2 separate regions of the Homo sapiens genome follow, and region 1 is linked to region 2. A link is a loop called in an ENCODE intact Hi-C map of the cell type or tissue named here. Cell type or tissue: breast epithelium. All regions are shown on one strand. Links, peaks and the distances in the headings refer to the core of each region. The heading gives the core; the rest is flanking DNA. Region 1 holds the start of CYP4F8 (cytochrome P450 family 4 subfamily F member 8). Region 2 overlaps CYP4F12 (cytochrome P450 family 4 subfamily F member 12).

What was found. A loop is a pair of places that touch in the nucleus more often than their neighbours do. Peaks named below come from ENCODE experiments on the same cell type or tissue, not always from the same donor. Only the 100,000 strongest peaks of a DNase experiment are listed, where the experiment ranks them.
Region 1: it touches region 2 in a loop (17-fold over the local background); 2 of 110 quality-filtered maps call a loop at or near these places.

The regions. Positions count from the first base shown.
Region 1 is chr19:15,609,562-15,619,670 of GRCh38, reverse strand. CYP4F8 (cytochrome P450 family 4 subfamily F member 8) reads right to left here and starts at 4,453. Exons shown (of 13, transcript NM_007253.4): 1 at 4,391-4,453; 2 at 3,857-4,055; 3 at 1,527-1,671; 4 at 128-181; 5 at 1-36. The coding sequence starts at 4,054. It also overlaps the pseudogene RPL23AP2. In breast epithelium, for the core only: no CTCF peak of the experiment used is centred there; no DNase peak of the experiment used is centred there; H3K27me3 peaks cover 174 bases.
Region 2 is chr19:15,676,960-15,687,068 of GRCh38, reverse strand. It overlaps CYP4F12 (cytochrome P450 family 4 subfamily F member 12), which reads right to left. Exons shown (of 13, transcript NM_023944.4): 3 at 8,664-8,808; 4 at 6,772-6,825; 5 at 6,550-6,677; 6 at 4,559-4,680; 7 at 3,306-3,576; 8 at 2,187-2,253; 9 at 1,872-2,001. Among named protein-coding and RNA genes, the nearest start is that of CYP4F12, 8.9 kb to the right of the region's middle. In breast epithelium, for the core only: no CTCF peak of the experiment used is centred there; no DNase peak of the experiment used is centred there.

The sequences.
Region 1 (10,109 bases), core at 1,073-9,072, 67 kb after region 2:
TCCACTTGTCACCAACACTTAACAAGAGCCCATCCCCTAGTACGGCAGCCAAAGGCTGTGGGCAAGGGCAGAATCTTCCCCTGGCCACAAAAGTTGGTCCCCGTCCCGTCCACCTACAGTTACTTACCCAGCCAGGGCTTCAGGGTCTTGTAGAAGACTATGTCCTTGTCTGTAATGGCATCTGACATGAATGAGGACCATCAGGGTCCATGGAGAGGAATAGAGGAGGGACTTTGGGTATGGAGGGTGGCTCCCAGCCAGAGGTTTGGACGTCTTTTCTCCAAGCCCAGCATAGCAGGAAGGAGGCCATGGGCAGAAGAAGAAAGGAGGGTGGGGGGCATAAAGGGGACCGGACTAGGCTGCAACAACACTATAGAGCAATGATACACCCTGACATGGTACAGCACACCCAGCATGTCTTGACATGGCTCCTACATGGTCCAACATGTTCTGCAACACCCAAGCATAAGTCAACACTCTACAAAACACATTTACAGAATAAGAGTTAAAGACAGAATTCTGATGATATTAGGTGAGACCTGGATCCAGTTGTGCCTGAAGGCCAACCTCCCTGGATGTTGCAGTCAATAGCTTCTCTTTAATGGCTTAGACTGCGTGGGGTTGAGTTTCTACCACTCACAATGGAAAGACACCTCAGCACCCATAGAGAGCCGTGGACCTGCCCAGAGTCACTCAGCATTTTGGGGCTTGAGCCATGGTCTCTGTGGCGTGATACCCCTTCTGCTGCTCTCCCTGGCCTGTCCAAAGATGGGAAGGGCAGAGGGCAAGGGTACGGCTCCAGGCTGGGGTGGTGTCTCCTATTGGAGATTCCTGGGGCCTGGAGCAAGAGGGCAATGAACATATGGTGGAAGTGCCACAGGATGGGATTAGAAGGAATCGACCCACAAGAGGTGAATGTCATGGAAATAGCAGCCTAGATCTTCCACCAACCACAACTCCTTCTCATCTTCTTGTCCTTGCTCTGGGCCTGCAGAAGGACAAGGCCAATGCCAAGCCTGGCCCGGAGCCTTGAATACTAACAATGCCCACTGCATCACCCTGCCCCTGCTTTAAAAAAAAAATTATCACTCATCGTTCCACACCCAGCTCCTGCTACGCCTCCTCCAGGAAGCCTTCCAGCCTGCCCCAGTAGAAACCTTGTTCTCCTATGCTCTGTCACAGCCTATCTCCTCCTGGCCCATTCTGAACCCCATGAAGTTGGGGATGTCTCTGTACTGCTCCATCTCTTCAAGTTTGGGGATTCCTCCAGGACAGGGCCTTGGATTAAGGCTTCTCGGGGCCCCAGTGGTTCCCAGAACAACACGGAGGTGGGGAAGATGGCAGCAGAGAGAAAAGACACTGAGGTTGGGGTTGGTGACTACAGGAAGGAAAGAGGAAGGTGGCTGAGAGAGAAGCAGGAAGGAAGGGGCTGAGTACTACAAGAGCTGCACAGAAGCTTTGGGGATGAGATCTAGAAGCCCTCCAATGTTCTCCTGTGCCCACCACCACAAGCTCTGCAGGAGTACCTGAGGTATTGATGACAGATCGGACGATGTCAGGGTGGCACAAGTTGATGATGGGAGTGATGGGGCCCAACCACCTCACAAAGCCCTGGGGGTAGGTGGCCACCAGCTGGGTCAGGACCCTCAAGCCCTCCTCTGTGGGAGTGACCTGCAAGCAAGGCAAGGGCCATCACCTCCTGTGTCCACTTGACTGGGTTAAGGGATGCCCAGATATCCAGTCAAACATTATTTCTGGGTATGTCTGTGAGAGTGTTTCAGGAGAGATTAGCATTTGAAGGAAAACTGAGGAAGGAGGATCTCCCCTTCCCAGTCTGTGTGGGCATCATCCAATCTGTTGAGGGTCCACGTAGAATGTAAAAGTGGAGGAAGGGTGAATTTGTTTTCTCCTCTGCAGCTGAGACATCCATCTTCTCCTGCCCTTGAACATTAGAACTCCAGGTTCCCAGGGCTTTGGACCCAGACGGAATTGCACCACCAGTGTCCCTGATTCTCCAGCTTGCAGAAGGCATAGAGTGGGACTTTTCAGCTTCCATAAACATGAGTCAATTCCTATAATAAATGCCCTCTTCTGTCTCTCCATAGATTAGATAGATCATAGACAGACAGACGGACTGATAGATAGATAGATAGATAGATAGATAGATAGATAGATAGATAGATAGATGTAGATATTGATATCCTATTAATTCTATTACTCTGGAGAAATAAATACATTTCCCAGGAGGAGCCACAGCAGGTCCCACTGCAGGCTTTAGAGGTGGCACAGCCTCTGCAATGAACAGCATGTCCAGATTCTGCGCACATAGGGGTAATCTCCACTCCCTCCTGCTCCCTTCTCTTGGGGGCAGTATCTAACTTCCAAGGCTACATCCCAGGGAACAGGGGGAAGACAAACTGTCTGTTCATGGAGAAGCCCACCTTGAATAAAGAGGATGGATTTTCTCATCCTGGGAGTGGCTCCAGCCCACGGAAAGTCACGTGGGGTGGGCTCCACAAGTGTGGTGTGTGGGCAGCAATGTGGCCTCAGGACATGTCCCCAGGGCTGGTCCCCACATCCTTTTATGTCCTGGCTGGGCCTCAGGGGCCCCAGGCCCTCCCATGGAGAAGGTCTGTACACGGTGGAACTTCCTTTCTCAGCAGCCCCCAGGGGAGAAGAGGTGGCTCTAACTGTCTGTCAGGAAGAACAGCGGCTCTCACCAGGGAGCACCTTTTGCACATCAAGCTCAGAGCTAGTCCGTCCTGTGTTCCCTCACCCTGCACCTGTGGACACACCCATCATTCCTGCCATTTGCCAAAGAACAGACTGATGCCAAATCGCCCAAAGGGGACAGCAGGTCTAAGTGAAAGGGCAGGGTCTGAAGGGTCAAAGGTAACTTTAAAGAGGAAGTCACTGGCCAATTTTTATCCAGGTTGGGCAACACAACTCATTGGGACAGCTTAGTGGGGATAAAGAAGATGCCCCTGCACGGGGGAGGGTGGAGATGGCACACATCTCTCTTCTGGCCCAGCTGTGTCATGATGTGAGGGTAGGGGGTGTATAGCTACTTCCTATGGGAAAACTCCAGCCCAGAGATGGATGGACACAAGCAAATGGGCCAGGCAGAAAGTGGGTTCTAGACAGTGAGCCCAAGAGGCCTCCAGTACAGCAGTGGATAATGTGGAAATAATGGTGAATACCTGCTGCGTAACCCCCACTCTGCCACAGGAACCCATCAGAGGTTCACTAGTGTACTGAAAACAGTCAGGAAAAGAATTCAAAACAGTCTAGGGGTGACTTCCCCTAGACAAGGAGATGAGAAAGGCTTGGCATGGCAAAGCAGAGGAATGAGTGAGCAAGGAGAGGAATGAGTGAGCGAGGAGAGGAATGAGTGAGCGAGGAGAGGAATGAGTGAGCGAGGAGAGGAATGAGTGGGTGAGGAGAGGAATGAGTGAGTGAGGAGAGGAATGAGTGAGTGAGGAGAGGAATGAGTGAGTGGGAAGAGGAATGAGTGAGTGAGGAGAATGAGTGAGTGAGGAGAGGAATGAGTGAGTGAGGAGAGGAATGAGTGAGGAGAATGAGTGAATGAGGAGAGGAATGAGTGAGTGAGGAGAGGAATGAGTGAGTGCGCAGAGGAATGAGTGAGTGAGGAGAGGAATGAGTGAGTGAGGAGAATGAGTGAGTGAGGAGAGGAATGAGTGAGTGAGGAGAGGAATGAGTGGGAAGAGGAATGAGTGAGTGATCAGAGGAATGAGTGAGTTTCTCTGCCGTCCCAGACCCGAGCCCACCCCCTCAGCCTGAGCCCCATTTCCACCCTTCCACCCTGAGACACTAGATCCATCCTCCTGCCACTCACCAGGCCCAGGTGACCCAAGAACCAGTTCTGTTTCCGGGGCTGCGGGAAACACCGGAGGCGGCGGCCGTTGTGATAGAAGGCATAGGTCCAGGCCAGGATGCGGGCCAGGAGCCAGGAGGCCCCGACCACCAGCAGGAGCAGCCACGGGGATGCTGCCACCGGCCTGAGGCCCAGCCAAGACAGGCTCAGCAGCGACATCCTGCAGGGCAGACGGGATGGAGGGTGAGGTCCTGAGGCCTAGGAAAGGGGCTGGGGAGCTCCAGGACCAATGATGGGTAAACATGGTTAAGAGCATGGAGGGAGATTCAGGGAATCTCAGGGGAAGAGGCCAAGGGAGAGGGGAGAGGAGAAGTGACACAAAATTAGAGATCAAGGAAACTAGAGACCAGAAACCAGACAGCCTCATCTAGAACCACCAGCCAACTTGACCTCTGGTTACCTGCAAGCACCCATCACCAGGGCCAGCTCCCTGGAGCCATCCCAGTCTTGGGCAGTGCCCCTCCCTATCCAGCCCTGCCACCCCCAGCCTGGCACCTTCTGTCAGGAGAAGGTTGTCCCGCACAACCTCCTCTCCTCCTTTGCCAGGAGGTTTTTGCTCCTGGCCCCAGATCTAGGAAACACTTCAGGAGGCTGGGCGGGGCTGGACTAGCCAATCCTCACAGCCTGGATGCCTCCTTTGTGCCAGGGCAGCCAACCAAAACCCGGGGACTGGTGGGGACCATAACTGTAGAAGAACCAATTCAGGGTGACCGAGCATGGCCACTCAGTCCTTGGTACCTCTCATGTAAGGCAGAGGGTAAGTTGGAGGGCAGCCAATGGTGATCTGAGCCCCAAAATGTGCAGCCACCCTGCCTTTCCAAGACCAGGGGAAGGTAGGTAAAGGAATGAAGTGTTCAGATGCCAGGTGAGCTGGGTGAGGCCAAGCCTTCTCCCAAAACATCCCCCAAGTTCCCCTCCAAATGTGGGCCAGGAGAATGCTGTGCACCATTTCTCAGTGCAGATTTAGGAGATTCAGAGACAGAAGCCTGTTGCCCTCCACTGCCAGCCTGGCAGGAATTCAAGTCCTGCCTCCCAGCAGCCCAGGACCTAGGCTGAGACCTGACTGACAGGAGCAGGAACAAAGAATGCAGCACCACTGGGGATTACCCAGGGTCAGATTCTGGAGATAACGAGACCAGCTGGGAAAGCAACCTGGATGCTGGGCTCAGCATAGGAGGACAGAGGGGGCCTGTGAAGGGTAACGCTGAGGGAAGCTGAGAGCAGACGAGGTCGAGACAGTGGAAGGCAGAGCCAGGGGACCCTGAGTGGAGTCTCCTTCTGCTCTGTCCTTGCTTTGATGATGGGCAGTACTGCCCCTCCTGGGCTCAGGCTTTTTTTTTTTTTTTTCTTGAGACGGAGTCTTGCGCTGTCACCCAGGCTGGAGTGCATTGGCGCGACGGGATGGAGGGTGAGCTCGGCTCACTGCAAACTCTGCTTCCTGGGTTCAAGCGATTCTCCTGCCTCAGCCTCCCGAGTAGCTGGGATTACAGGCGCCCACTACCACGCCCAGCTAATTTTTTGTATCTTTAGTAGAGACAGGGTTTCACATGTTGGCCAGGCTGATCTCGAACTCCTGACCTCGTGATCTGCGCACCTCGGCCTCCCAAATTGCTGTGAGCTCAGATTTTGCATTTGGGAGATGGGATGTGGAATGAGGGGCTTTAGAGGGGGACAGAGGAGGAGTCTTCAGAGGAAAGAGCCTCAAAAAGAGGAGGTGAAGGGAAGGAGCTGGCAACATGCACTTTAACTGTAAGGCTCAGTTACTCAAAGTGTGGTCCAGGGACCTGCGCCATGAGCATTACCTGAGAGCTGGCAGGAAATGCAGAATCCCATGCCCCAATCCAGAAATACTAACTCAGGATTGCATCTTAATAGAACCCCAGGAAATCCCTATACAATCCTTCAAGTTTAAGTAGACTTGTTTTAAGATTCCTGGCTCCAGGCTTTGCAGGGATGCTGGGAGTTAACCCCTTAACCTTTCTGATTCTCAGGGCTTCTTTCAGTTATAAAATAAAAAGAAAAATCTATGCCTCTCAGGGCTGTTCATGCAACTATATGTTTCTTGAGCACCTACTATGTGCCAGGCACTGGGGATGCAACAGTGAGTGCTCAGCTGTCAAAGGTATCACATCACGTAAAGAGACAGGCAATGATCCAATAAATCAGACAATCCAATAAATCAGAGAATCAGGGAGGGCTTCCAGGAGGAGGTGACCTTTTAGCAGAGACATGAATGAAGAGGGAGACCCTCCAAGGGCAGCCATGGGATGCGGCACCCAGCTGCGCAAAAATGCACATGAGTTCTTCTTCCTTTGCAGTTCATGCTGAGATCACCAACACATGGGACCACACAATTCATCCTTGGGAAGGCCAAGGTGGGAAGTGAAATCTGGCCCAATATTGAAGCCATAAGCATATGTTGAACTTTCATGAGCCATGAGCAAGGACTCACACCCCAGCAGGACTCTGCAGCCTGGGAGAAGCCAAGTTTCATCACTGAGGTCCTGATTCCTGGACCAGGTAGCAGAACAGGAAATTGAGGCCAAGGGCAGGAGAGATAGTCCAGAGGGAGCTCTCTACTCTGGGAGTTTTGTGCCTGAGAAGGCTGGAGTCTCCCCAAGATTTCTCATCCAACCAGGAATATCTCAGGGGCCAAATCACACAGCCTGGCTTATGGAAAGTCCCCTAGTGAGTATTGGAGGGAGGGGAGTCACTCATGGGAAAACAGAAGCTGGTGCTTCTCTGCAGGGGCCCTTCCACCCCTACCCAGAGTGGGGCAGTGGGAAAGTGCACCAGACCACAGAGTGACCAGCCTCAGTCACCACCCATCAATTCCTAAGCCTAAGTCTTCACATCTGACAAATGTGTCTCCTAAAGCATCACAAAGCATTGCCAGCATTCTATCAGACACAGGGAGAGAGAGCAGAGAATAAGTTCCAAATTAAAGATGTGAGTAATGGTCCCATCAATATAAAAAACGTACGAGTGTATGTGTATGTGTCTGTATGTACACATGTGTATGCACACTGAAAAAAATCCAGAAGAATGCACATACCACGATGGAATTGGAGAAATTACAATTGGAGTAGAAACCTTTTAACTTTCTACACGTCTCTGTTGCTTCGTTTTTCAAGCTGGGATGCTATAAATGTAATAATTAAAACAATTTTTTTTTTCCTCTGAAGTCCTTGTCCTTTATTGGGCAAGGGGTGAGGGAAGCAGACAGACCGGTTGGACACAGTAGATGGGTGTGTGAGGACAAAATGCTACCAGAAAGCCAGCCAATCCACACTCCCCTGAAATGGATGCTAACGCCCTTCAAACCCTGGGCATTGGTTTCATACACAGCCTCTTCCAGGGATAAAAGGGGTTCTTGTACAGCTTCTTGTTACCCTCAACCATGGAGGCAAGTTCTGAGTTCTGGTTTTCCTAGGACACTAACTCTAGTCACAAAGATCTCTGGAGTGATCACACATGGTGGAGTGGCAGGGTGAATATTTCAAAAGGATAAGTAGAACAGGAGTCTTGCCCAAGCCCTGTCATGTCAGTGTCTGTGTGTGGCCTCCCAGCCCAACCAGAAATTGACAGAGAGGCATGTATATGGTGAAAAGATATATATATATATATTCAGAATTAGGCAGCTGCACTCAGTTTAGATAATCCCAATTTTGTTGGCAACATCCAAAGCATCGTAATCAGGAGTCAGTCGAACATATACCTTCTTCTCTCCATCAGGCCGAATCAGGGTGTTGACCTTGGCCACATCAATGTCATAGAGCTTCTTCACAGCCTGTTTGATCTGGTGCTTGTTGGCTTTAACATCCACAATGAACACAAGTGTGTTGTTGTCTTCTATCTTCTTCATGGCAGACTCAGTGGTCAGCGGAAACTTGATGATAGCATAGTGGTCAAGCTTGTTTCTCCTGGGAGCGCTCTTCCGAGGATATTTGGGCTGTCTCCGGAGTCGCAGTGTCTTCGGCCGCCGGAAGGTGGGTGACGTGTGGATCTTCTTTTTGTGGCTGTGGACACCTTTCAACACTGCCTTCTTGGCCTTTAAAGCCTTCGCTTTGGCTTCGGCTTTAGGAGGGGCAGGAGCTTCCTTCTTCACTTTCGGCACCATCTTGTGAAAAGGGTCCAAAACAAATTTTTTTAAATAAATAAGGATTTGGTACAGTGGGGACACAGTTGATCCACAACATAGGTGAGTAGTTCTGTTTCGTTTTGTTTTGTTTTGCTTTGCTTTGTTTTTTGAGACAGAGTCTCACTTTGTCACCCAGGCTGGAGGGCAATGGTGCCAATCTCGGCTCACTGAAACCTCCGCCCCACCAGGTTCAAGCGATTATCCTACCTCAGCCTCCCGAGCAGCTGAGATTACAGGCATGAGCCACCACACCCAGCTAATTTTTGTATTTTTAGTAGAGACAGGGTTTCACCATATTGGCCAGGCTGGTCTCCAACTCCTGACCTCAAGTGATCCAACCACCTCGGCCTCCCAAAGTGCTGGGATTACAGGCGTGAGCCACTGCGCCCAGCCAATAGGTGAGTTGTTCTTACTGTGTCACCATGAAGACCCAGCTCCCAGGAATCGGCCTGCAGTCTCCCTAGAACAAGCACACGGGCTGCCCACTAGCTGGAGTTTCACCTTCCCTGTCCTTGAATGCTCAGGAAGGAACACATTCTGGCTTCAGCACAACTGAGTTCAAGTCCAGGCTCTGCCACTCACTAGCTGTGTAACCCTCTGAGTCTCATAGCCTCCTCGATAAAATGCAAAGGTCAAGTTCTAACTTTTAGGTAATTAGTTTCTCAACAACAAACTTCACATGAACACTTAAATGGTAGCAGGCATGGTGCTAGGACCTGGGACACAGGTTGAACAAGACAGACGTGGTCTCTGCTGATAACCTACCAGTCACATTAGTCCCAATTAGCCCCCGGAAAAGATCTCTTGATGCATGGGTTACATCCTGTTCCTGAGTAAAGAATCTTGTGAGTTCCTCAAATCTTATCTTTAATTACTCAGATCTTATGAGTTCTTCCAACTGTTGATGTTCTGATTTTCCACTGATATGGAAAAGCACAATCCTTTGTTTCTAAACCATGAAGTTTTGCTTTATATTTATAAATCATAAAGTTTTTCTTTTCTTTTCTTTTTTTTTTTGAGACAGGGTCTTTGTCACCCAGGCTGGAGTGCAGTGGCGCAGTCTCATCTTACTGCAACCTCCATCTCCTAGGTTCAAGCAACCTTCCTGCCTCAGCCTCTCGAGTTGTTGGGATTGCAGGCATGTGCCACCATGCCCAGCTAATTTTTGTATTTTTAGTAGAGCAGAGTTTCACCATATTGGCTAGGCTGGTCTCGAACTACTGGCCTCAGGAGCGATGAGCTTCTCCTCAAGGGATCTGCCCGTCTCAACCTCCCAAAGTGCTGGGATTACAGGCATAAGCCACTGTGCCCTCTCTTATAAAGTTTCACTGATGGTTTTACATACAAAATGTTTTAGCCTGTATGTTATAACCTGTATCTAATCATTATGACCTCTGTATTATACCCTCCAATAAAAACAGACAATTCTGATATAAGAAGTTCCCTTCTCTTCTCCTAAACTTTCTTATAAAAACATTCCAAATTGTAAAAGATTCTGGCACACATCCAAATGTGTTGGTGCATCTTTCTGGGTTGATCCTCACCTTTGGCTTCAAATAAACCCTTATCAAAGTATTTCTGCCTCGGCAGCTTTAATTTCACTCCACAAAATGATGTAGTCATCAGTGTTTCAGAGTGGCCTCCCTGGTCACCCTGGACCTTCCTGAGCAGGTTTCAACCTTCATGCACGGAATCCATCGTGTTCCCCCAACTGGGATGCCCCTGCTGGATGCAACAGATAAGTTTCTCCTGAAATCAACGAACTTCCTGTTTTAGGCAAAGTTCTGCCTTATTGAAGCTGCTTTCCCCCTTGGCTAGGAGGTGCAGTGATGTTCTCAGAATAAGAGCTACTGCTACAAATTTAAGGTAAGGGTTTTTGTTGAATTCTAGGGCAGGGTAAAATAGGATCTTTGTGAATGGTTTCTCTAGGGGGTTGGGGAGAGACAAACTTTCCTTCGTTTTATCATTTTTTGATCACATTAGGGCACTCTTGCTCCACAACATAGCTTGTCTCACTCAAAACAACCAGGATGGGAAATGGGTCCTGTTAAGACTGACTGTACATCAGCCAGT
Region 2 (10,109 bases), core at 1,353-9,352:
CCTGACCTCGTGATCCGCCCGCCTCGGCCTTCCAAAGTGCTGGGATTACAGGCATGAGGAAAGCTCATTTTTATAAATGTTTTAGACACTTTTTTTTGTTTACAAAGTGCACAGTATTACTTGATATCTTGGTTTTTAAAAGCATAAAAAGTGTTGCCACCTTTTAGGACTGCTGTGCTGAGCAAAGGCTTGGACGGGAGGACACGGCCTCCAAAACACATGTCCAGTCCATTGCCTCCTCTCCATCCCCAGCCCCTGCCCTGGCTCAGGTCCCAGAATGTCTTCACTGGGACTTCATTCTACAGCTGGTCCTCTCTCCACAGTAGCTCTGAAAAGATCTTTCTGGTGCCCAGATATGACCTGCCCCTCCCCTGCTCAACCACTTGTTATGGCTTCCCATTGCCTTTGGGTTAAAATGGAAGCCATTACCATTTTCCCATATTTTCCACAGCCAGACTCTGCTTTCACTACCATAGTTATTATCTCATCACAACTCAGTTCCTTTCTCTCTCATTCTCTCTCTGTCTCCTTCTGTCTTCCCTCCTCTCTTTATCTTGCTCTCCCTCACTTTTCCTCCCTCTTACTTCTCCCTCCCTTTATAACCATCTCCTTCCCTGACACACAAACCTCTCTTTCCCTCTTCTCCCTCTCTCCTGCTCCCTCTTTTTGCATTTTTGCCCAGACTTTCTTTTTGACCTAGGGCACTACTGCATCCAAACACCTACTGATCACCATTCAGGGTTTCAGTTGAGGCACTTTATTATTTTGGTTTTTTACTTTTTTAGAAATGGGTTCTTTCTATATTGCCCAGGTTGATCTTAAACCTGACCTCAAGTGATTATCCCACTTCAGCCTCCTCGGTACTTGGTATCACAAGCGACAGCCACCAGATCTGGCTTGAAACACTTTCTATCACACTTTCTGTACTCCCAGCCATGCTTCTCTTGCTCTCAACTCCATCCTTGCCTATGTGGACTGGGAATGTCTTGTGGGGGACTGTTCCTACTAGGCTGGGAGTACCTGGAAAACACATCCATAGGCAGGGTTCTTTCCAGGTCTCCAGAGCACAGAAAGGTGTGGGAACAGAACTGGCAATGGAAAGGCATGTGGAAGAGTTTGCTGAATGAAGACTGAATGGATGAACGATGCAGGTGTTCTAGACAAAAGATAGATGACTTTTACCCCCAGGTCTCCCTTAGGACTCCCTGGACTGGACCGGAGGGTAGGAATTAGGGAACAGAAGAGTAAACATTCAGGAAGTAAAGATGTTTGAAAAAAATATGATAATTCAGAGTAAACAAGAAAGGAGTGAAGGGAAAATTCATTGACTGAACATGTCTAGATGTCATCGTCTGCCTTCATATATTGTCCTTAGTTCTCTCAGCGGGCTAGGACTCTCTGTCCCAAAAGTCTGAAAACTTTCCCCTGCTAGCCAGGTTGGATACCAAGTTCTGCCTCTGTGCTCTGCTCCTAGTACTACTAAGCAATAATGGAAGAATTGACAAAAACAACTTCTCCCTCCCCACCTGAGCAAACATTCAAGAAGTGAGGATTTTCGAAAAAACTGATATTTCTGGGAGAACAGAAACAGAGTGGAGGGGAAGTTCATTTGCTGAACATGTGCAAAGTAGCATTATCTGTCCTCACACATTGTCACCAATTCTCTTAGCAGCCCGGGTCTTTCGGTCCTAAAGGCCTGCAACTTTTCCCCTGACAGCCAGGCTTGGTATCAAGCCCTGCCTGTGGTCCTCTGCTTTTATACCCACTAAGCAATAGTGGAAGAATCCACAAAACAACTCCTCCACCCCTCCTCACTTGGGGAGCAGAACCAATGATGGGCTCAGGAACAGGCCAGAAGAACTTGCACTCACCATTCAATCTCTTTAGGATCGCGGTCCTTCAGAAGCTCTTGCACCTCCTGTCGGCAGCGCTCCTGGTATTCTGGGTGCCTCGCAAGGTTGTACAGGACCCAGGAGAGGCCACTGGCCGTGGTGTCATGGCCTGAGGAGCAGCCAGGTAAGCTTGGCTTCAGCACCGGAGGGTGGACAGCGCCCAGATATTGAGGCCCTCAGGAGGATGGAGGGAGGGGGAAGATGGGCAGAATGGAGTGATCCAGGGTCCACCCACCCGGATCCTGAGATGGAGGGACCTCTGTCTCCACTGTAGTCCCACACTGGGACCCTCACCTCCAAACATGAAGGTGTCAGCCTCTGCTCTTATATCCTCATCTGACAATGCCTTCCCATCTTCATCCTGAAGAGAAAGCAAGACACACACACACACACACACACACACACACACACACACACACAAATTATACTATCTCTGAGACTCCGGAGTCTAACCTGAGATAATCTCTGAAGCTCTGATCTTCCAGAAACTCAAATGCACTCTGCACGTCTAGATCTCTCTTGTTCACCATCACCAAAGCCCCAACTCCAAGGGCTTCCCCCAGATCCTTTGCCTCCTCTTTGGACCCTGGTGACAGGAATCAATGGTTCTCGAATATTTTCATTTTTCTGCATAATACAGACTTTCAGAGAAAAAGATACTGGCAACCTGGGGTACAGGATATTTGAATGGCAATTTGCCTTGGAGGTTAGAAATTATGTATTGCTCCAAAAATATTTGCTGACATTCTAGAGTGGTAAACCCAGAGAATCTTATCTTTCCAGAAGATATTTGGGTTATAAAACTCTAGAAATTGCCATCTCACAGGAGAGGGGTAGTTTATACGCCAGAACAAAGCATTCTCTCTCTCTCTCTTTCTCTGTCTCTAACTTTCACCCTGTAATAAAGAAGGAGCATATGAGCTAGCTGTCCTATATAAGCTATAATACTCATAATGTGGGGGCCCCTCTCCTTGGTGCAAATTCTTGTGCATTTACAGGTAAAAACATTGTGTTGCCCTAGGAATGGGGAGCCAGCACTACCATCCTACTCCACCTGCTGTTACTGCTGTAAATAATTAATGGGCTGCTGTGATCCAGGGGTTTGGTGCATCTTTTATCATAGATACAGACATAGACAAAGACATAGACATATAGATACACATAAAAATGTGAAAGACTAACACACTAACTTATAAGTTGAATAAAATATCATGCTCCTCACAGTTTCAGAATTAGCAGTGCCCTGTGGGCTGCATGCAATAAAGTCATCTCTAAAACCTATCTGTGACCTTCCCTTTCTCAAGCATCTTCCATGGCTCCCAGTGCCCTTTGGATCAAAACCAATTTATTTCACCTGACATTTGACATGAAGCTCTATTCTCTCACCTAAATTCAGATCATAGAGAAACCTACCTTGCTCAGCAGAAGCACATCAATGAAATCCAAAGTCTTGGACTTGGCTTTGTCTTTGAAAAAATCATCAATACCCTGAGTGGGGAGGGTGCGACGCCGCTCCCGGATGACAGCGTCTGTGAAGTCATGCACCAGGCGGCAGGCCCTGTGGAAGCGCCGCCCGTCATGGGAGAGGTAATACAGAAAGTCCATGTGCTGGAGGATATGCTGGCTTCTTTTCTCTACAAGGGCACTGAGCTCCAAGATGGTGGCAATATATTCACTGGGCCTCCTGCAGAGCAAGGGCAGAAAGGGAGGCAACAATGTAACGTATGCAAAGCCCCAGGAACACCTCCCACCAGCAGCCAGGAGCTACCTCCCATCAGGAAACTGAGTATCTAGAAATAGATGGTCCTAGAGATACATGGTGGGTATCAGTCATGAGACTGACTCTCTAGACTGTCTTCTCTCCCTGCATCCTATCTCTGAGAGAGCTGTCTCCATGCACCTAGGCACCTAGAGTATAGCTTGGACACCATGCTTCTCTCCTCTGTCTCCCATCCAGTATGCAGTACTGATCATTTTCCTTACCAAAACTGTCCACACAACTCAGACTTCATCCTCTTCCAGTTCAGCCCTGCTCCAGCCCCCAGCATAACCAACTCTCTCTCTCTTTCTCTCTCTCTCTCTCTGTCTCTCTGTCTCTCTCTCTCTCCCTCTCTCTTTCACCCTGTAAGAAAGAAGAAGCAGCTGGGCACAGTGGCTCATGCCTGTAATCCCAACATTTTCTGAGGCCAAAGAGGGCACATCACCTGAGGTCAGGAATTTGAGACCAGCCTGGACAACATGGTGAACCCCCTCTCTACTGAAAATACAGAAATTAGCTGGGCGTGGTGGTGGGCTATCAGTTTCCCACACAGCTCAGCTCTTATCACATCCATCATCAGCTGAAACTACAAAAGGTCTCTGGAAATGTCTTGATAAACTTCATACCACTTTTCCTGATTTTCAGTGCCCTTAATATCTAGCCCCTACTTCCACAACCTCATTTCTACTGTCTCTTGCACATGCTTGGCTCATCCTAACCTTCTTGCTTTTACACACATATTTCTACCTGGAAAGACAGCACTTTCTCCTCTTCCTCGACCTTCAAAGCACAGCTATGATACAAATCCTCCCGAAAGGTACTTCTGGTTACTTTGCTCATTCCTCCCTCCCCAACTTTCTCCCTTTGGTCCATGGATTCATATCCCAGGCCCTAGGAAGGAACTCACTCCTGACAATGGCTGTCAAAGCTGAAGATGCATTTCTGTAGACTGTCCAAGGTCATGAGGCTGATGTGCTCAAACATGTCCAGACGACTGCTGCCCTCTGAGGCCAGGTGCTGCCACTTGTCCTGGCCAGAGAAGGGAAGAGAGCTAGAGCTGGGCCCTGCCTCCTTTGTGCCCCTCCCCAGTCCCAAACATCAGGATGGACTCCCCCACAACCAGCCTCCTGGTCCTCTGCCCCAGGAACCCATTGCCAGCGAGGACCAGACTGGGATGCGAGCAGAAACTGTTAGTATAGGAGATGAAGACCCATGGCTTGGAGTCAAGAGACCTGCATTCAAGTCTCAGCTCTGTCTCCTATGCTCTATGTGCCCTTGGTCAACATATTGCCCTCCTCTAGGTCCCACCTGTCAAATATTCAATAACGGTCAAGGTGATCTGCTTTGGGGCCAGATAAACCAGGATAGAATCTCTGCTCCACCAGTCCTAGCTCACTTCCTGGCTGGTTGAACTCTGTCCAGCTCCCTAATCTCTCTGGCCCTCAGTTCATCATCTGCAATAGGACAAAAATAACCATAACCTCACAGGATTATTAAAATTAACTTAGACAACTTATATCCTGGCATTGGGACATGACATTTTCTCAGGCATATGATGAGTAAATGTTTGCTTTATTCATCTCCATTGTAATAAATTCATTTCAAAAATATCCCTGTGTTGGAAGAGGCACTTCTTCATCAGCCCTGAGCATCCTTGCTGCGTATGCCACCAATGCAAGACTGTGATGTTCTTACCTGAGCCATTTCTCAGAGTTGTATTTGCAGATAACCACCTGGAGAGATAAGGCAATGACTCCTCCTGGACCAATATCAGGCTTGTTTCTGCCACTATTAAAGTAGATTCCCTAAGCCTAATGCCCATTGTATGTCATGCAATGTACTGCATGAGCAGGCTAATGTAGAGGCCCACCAGTGTCACCCCCATGGAATTTAGGTTGACTCAGAAAAAGGATACAAACCAACAAGAAGTACATGTTGCTTATTGTGCCATGAGTAATCAACTACCCTTTGTCTCTGACCCAGGAATCTGTTAGAATGCATGAGACAGTAACAAGCTAACTTATCAGTTTGCATATTTAAAACAAATCCTAGACACTTCACAAAATCCTGACCCCCAATTCTTCACTTCTCCCTGTATTCGTACCCTTTCCACAGTAATTTTTCAGCAACTCCCATTAAGAGATGCGTTCTATTTTACACCCCTTTGAGTCTGTACTGGACTTTTGACTTTCGACTTTCTTTGGCCAGTACAATGTGGTGAAATGATGATGTAATAACTCTAATAGACTCAAACCTGGTTGAACTTTGAAGTATTGCAGAGACAATGTCCACAGACATTGCAGCCTCCTCTCAGTTTCTCGGAGCCCAGTCTCTGCCATGTGAACAACAGGGTGCCTTCTGGAGGCAGAGAATCACATGGGGGAAAGTCCAGGTGTCACAGCTGAGCCCATCCCAGATGAGTCTGAAGGTACTGAAGCCCCAAACGTGAATGAACTGAGCCAGGATCAGCAAAGCTGCCCCCCGACCCACAGCTGCTCATGTGCCAAGAGTGATCCCTTCCACATCCAGAAGAACTGGCCAGCTGTCTCACAGACTCGTTAGCAATTGTAAACCCTTATGGCTCTAAGCCAATGAGTTCTGAAGTGGTTTATAATCAGCAATGACTACTACACAATCTTCATTTTTACTCTCTTGAGTTTACAGGGATTCTGTGAGAAAAACACAGAAACTGACACCTTCTGAGAACCTACTGTGTGCCAAGTAAATGACCTTTCAAGTAGGGATTATCATCCCCATTTTACAGATGAGGAAACCAAGGCTCAGAGAGGAAGAGCAATGGCCCAGTGCCACCCAGAAGAGCCAAAATTCCAGACCAGATGTGTCCATGGTCCCTCCACCCCAAGACTCCATCTGGGACCCAGACTTCAAGGGACTCACAAGCATGATGTTTGCACTCTTGTTGAAGATCGTTATATAGGACTTCAGGATGTTGAAATGGAAGGCGGGCGTCAGCATCCGACGGTGGCGGCTCCACTTGTCACCGCCACTCAGCAGTATCCCTTCTCCTAGTAGGGCAGCCAAGGACAGTGGGCAAGAGCAGCACTTCCCCTACCCTCCCCGCAAGGTTGTCCCCAACCCCTTTCACCTGCAGGTACTCACCCAGCCAGGGCTTCAGGAACCTGATGAAGAGATTATCCTTGGGTGCAATGGCAGCTGACATGAACGAGGACCATCAGGGGCCATGTAGAGGGCAAGAGAGGAACTTCAGGTATAGGGCAAGGCTGCCTACCAGCACTTTCCCCACTCCATGCCCAGCATAGCAGGAAGGGGGCCAAGGGCAAAGGACGAAGGGAGGATAGAGGAAGAAGGACCAGCCCAGGCTGCAACAGCACAGTAAAGCTATGACACAACCTAACAGGTCATAGCACACCCCAGCACGCCTTGACATGGCTCCTATATATCCCAACATGTTCTGCAACAACTGAACACAGCTCCACACTCTACAAAATACCTTTAAAGGACCTCGGACACCCTGTCTGCCATAGCACTCTCTGTCATCTCCTGACATGGACCTGAGATAGTCTGACATGACCTCTGTGTACCCCACAGACAGGCCCCAGATAGGGTTTAAATGTGATTTCTTAAATGTCCCAGACATGTCCCAGGTGGAACCAAGAGTTTTCTTCAAGCGTGATTAGAATGGATTCCGAAACCTGGCTCAGGGAGACTAAAATAATAACTCTGACAATTCCAAAGAGACCCTAGCTCCCAGACCTTGGACAAGCTACAAACATGGCCAAGAGATGACAAGGAGGAGAAAAGACAATTTCAAATCACATGTCAGAGAAGAACCAGAAAGTCTCTGACATGCCCCAAGTGTCCTCGACCACAGCTGAGCCACACACATGATGACTTCTCCATATGATCCCAGGTTAAACAGAAAAGATATAACCAGGTATAATATTGAAACTATAGGCGGCTATTTATGGGACCCCTGGGGGTAAGGTGAGCTTTCGGACAAGAACTGAGCTGCTAGGACCCATGGTTGACAGATAAGAGAACGGCTGCCTTAAAAGAAAAAGTGATGCAGAGAAATGGTGAAATTAAGAAAAGGAGACAGATCCCTGATAATGTTCATTGACACCTGGATTCAGCCATGCCTGAAGACCACCCTCCCTGAAATTTACACTCCTTTGACTCTCTTTATTTGCTTAGAGCACACGAAGTTGAGTTTCCATCACTCACAACTGAAAGAGACCTCAGCAGCCAGAGAGCTGGTGACCTGCACAGAGTCACTAAGGATTTGGGGGTCAGAGCCATAGATTTTGTGGGATGCTGCCACTTCCCTAGCTCAGCCTGGTGTGTCCAAGGATGAGAAGAGCAGAGAGCAAGGGGAGGTCAAGCAGCTGGTGTGGGTTCTCCTATTGGAGAATCCTGAAGCCCATAGGAGGAGAGCAGGAAACTTAGGGTGGATGAGTGATAGGATGAGGTAGAAGGAACTGACCCATCATAGGTGGATGTCACATAAATAGCAGCCCAGATTCTCCACCAGCCACAAATCCTCCTACCGCTTTGGACTGAGGGATGGGCAAGGCTGGTGCAAGGACTGGCTGGGACCCCAAATACCAATGATGCCCACTGCATCATCCTGCCCCACACTTAAAAAATCCTACTTATTGGTCTAGACATAGCTCCAACAACTCTTCCTCCAGGAAACATTCCAGCCTGCCCCAGCAGACACCCAGTTCTCTGTGTTGTCATACCCATCTCTCTCTTGCCCATTCCTGACCCTATGAGGCTGGAAATGTCTCTGTCTAGACCCGTGTCCTTAAGCATGGGGGTTCCTTCCAGAAAGGGCCCTGAATTGAGGCCTCTTGGAGCCCCAGTGGTGCCCAGAACACCAAGACAGGGAGCAGATGGCAATGGAGGGAGAAGACATTGAGAAGGAAGTCTCAATGAGGGGCACGAGTACTCAAGGAGGGACGTGGGTACTGCAGAGACCACACAGAAGCTTGGTCTGGCACCCACCACCACAAGCTCTGCATGGGTACCTGAGGCATTGGTGATAGACCGGATGGTGTCAGGGTGGCATAAAACGATGAAGGGGATGATGGGACCCAGCCATACCGTAAAGCCCTGGGAATAGGTGGCCGACATCTGGGTCGAGTTCTTCAAGCCCTCCTCTGTAGGAGTGATCTGAAAGCAAGTCAAGGGCTGTCACTTCCTGTGATGGTTAATTTTAGGTGTCCACTAGACTGGGCTAAGGGATGCCCAGATAGCCAGTCAAACATTATTGCTGTGTGTGTCTGTGAGGGTGTTTGAGAAGAGATTAGCATTTGAAGGTAAACAGGATGGAAATAGTAGTGCAGAGGAATGAGTGAGTGAGGAAAGGAATGAGTGAGTGAGGAGAGGAATGAGTGAGTGTGGAGAGGAAGGAGTGAGTGAGGAGAGGAATGAGTGAGTGAGGAGAGGAATGAGTGAGTGAGGAGAGGAATGAGTGAGTGAGGAGAGGAATGAGTGAGTAAGGAGAGGAATGAGTGCATGGGTAGAGGAATGAGTGAGTGAGGAGAGGAATGAGTGAGTGAGGAGAGGAATGAGTGAGGAGAAGAATAAGAGTGAGCAGAGGAATGAGTGAGTGAGCGAGCAGAAGAATGAGTGAGTGAGGAGAGGAAGGAATGAGTGAGGAGAAGAATGAGTGCATGGGTAGAGGAATGAGTGAGTGAGGAGAGGAATGAGTGTGTGGGTAGAGGAATAAGTGAGGGAGGAGAGGAATGAGTGAGTGAGGAGAGGAATGAGTGAGTGAGGAGAGGAATGAGTAAGTGAGGAGAGGAATGAGTGAGTGAGGAGAGGAACGAGTGAGTGAGGAGAGGAATGAGCGAGTGAGGAGAGGAACGAGTGAGTGAGGAGAGGAATGAGCGAGTGAGGAGAGGAATGAGTGAGTGGGTAAAGGAATGGGAGGAGGGGAATGAGTGAGGAGAGGAATGAGTGAGTGGGTAGAGGAATGAGTGAGTGGGTAAAGGAATGAATGAGTGAGGAGAGAAATGAGTGAGTGAGGAGGGGAATGAGAGAGTGAGCAGAGGAATGAGTGAGTGAGGACAGGAATGAGTGAGTGAGGAATGAGTTGAGTGAGGAGAGGAATGACTAAGTGAGCAGAGGAATGAGTTGAGTGAGGAGAGGAATGACTAAGTGAGCAGAGGAATGAGTGAGTGAGGAGAGGAATGAGTGAATGGGTAGAGGAATGAGTAAGTGAGGAGAGGAATGAGTGAGTTGGTATTGGAATTAGTGAGGAGAGGAATGAGTGTGGGTAGAGGAATGAGTGAGTGAGGATATGAATGAGTGAGTGAGCAGAGGAATGAGTGAGTGAGGAGAGGAATGAGTGAGTGAGGACAGGAATGACTGAATGAGGGGAGGAATGAGTGAGTGAGGAGAGGAATGAGTGAGTTGGTATTGGAATGAGTGAGTGAGGAGAGGAATGAGTGAATGGGCACAGGAATGAG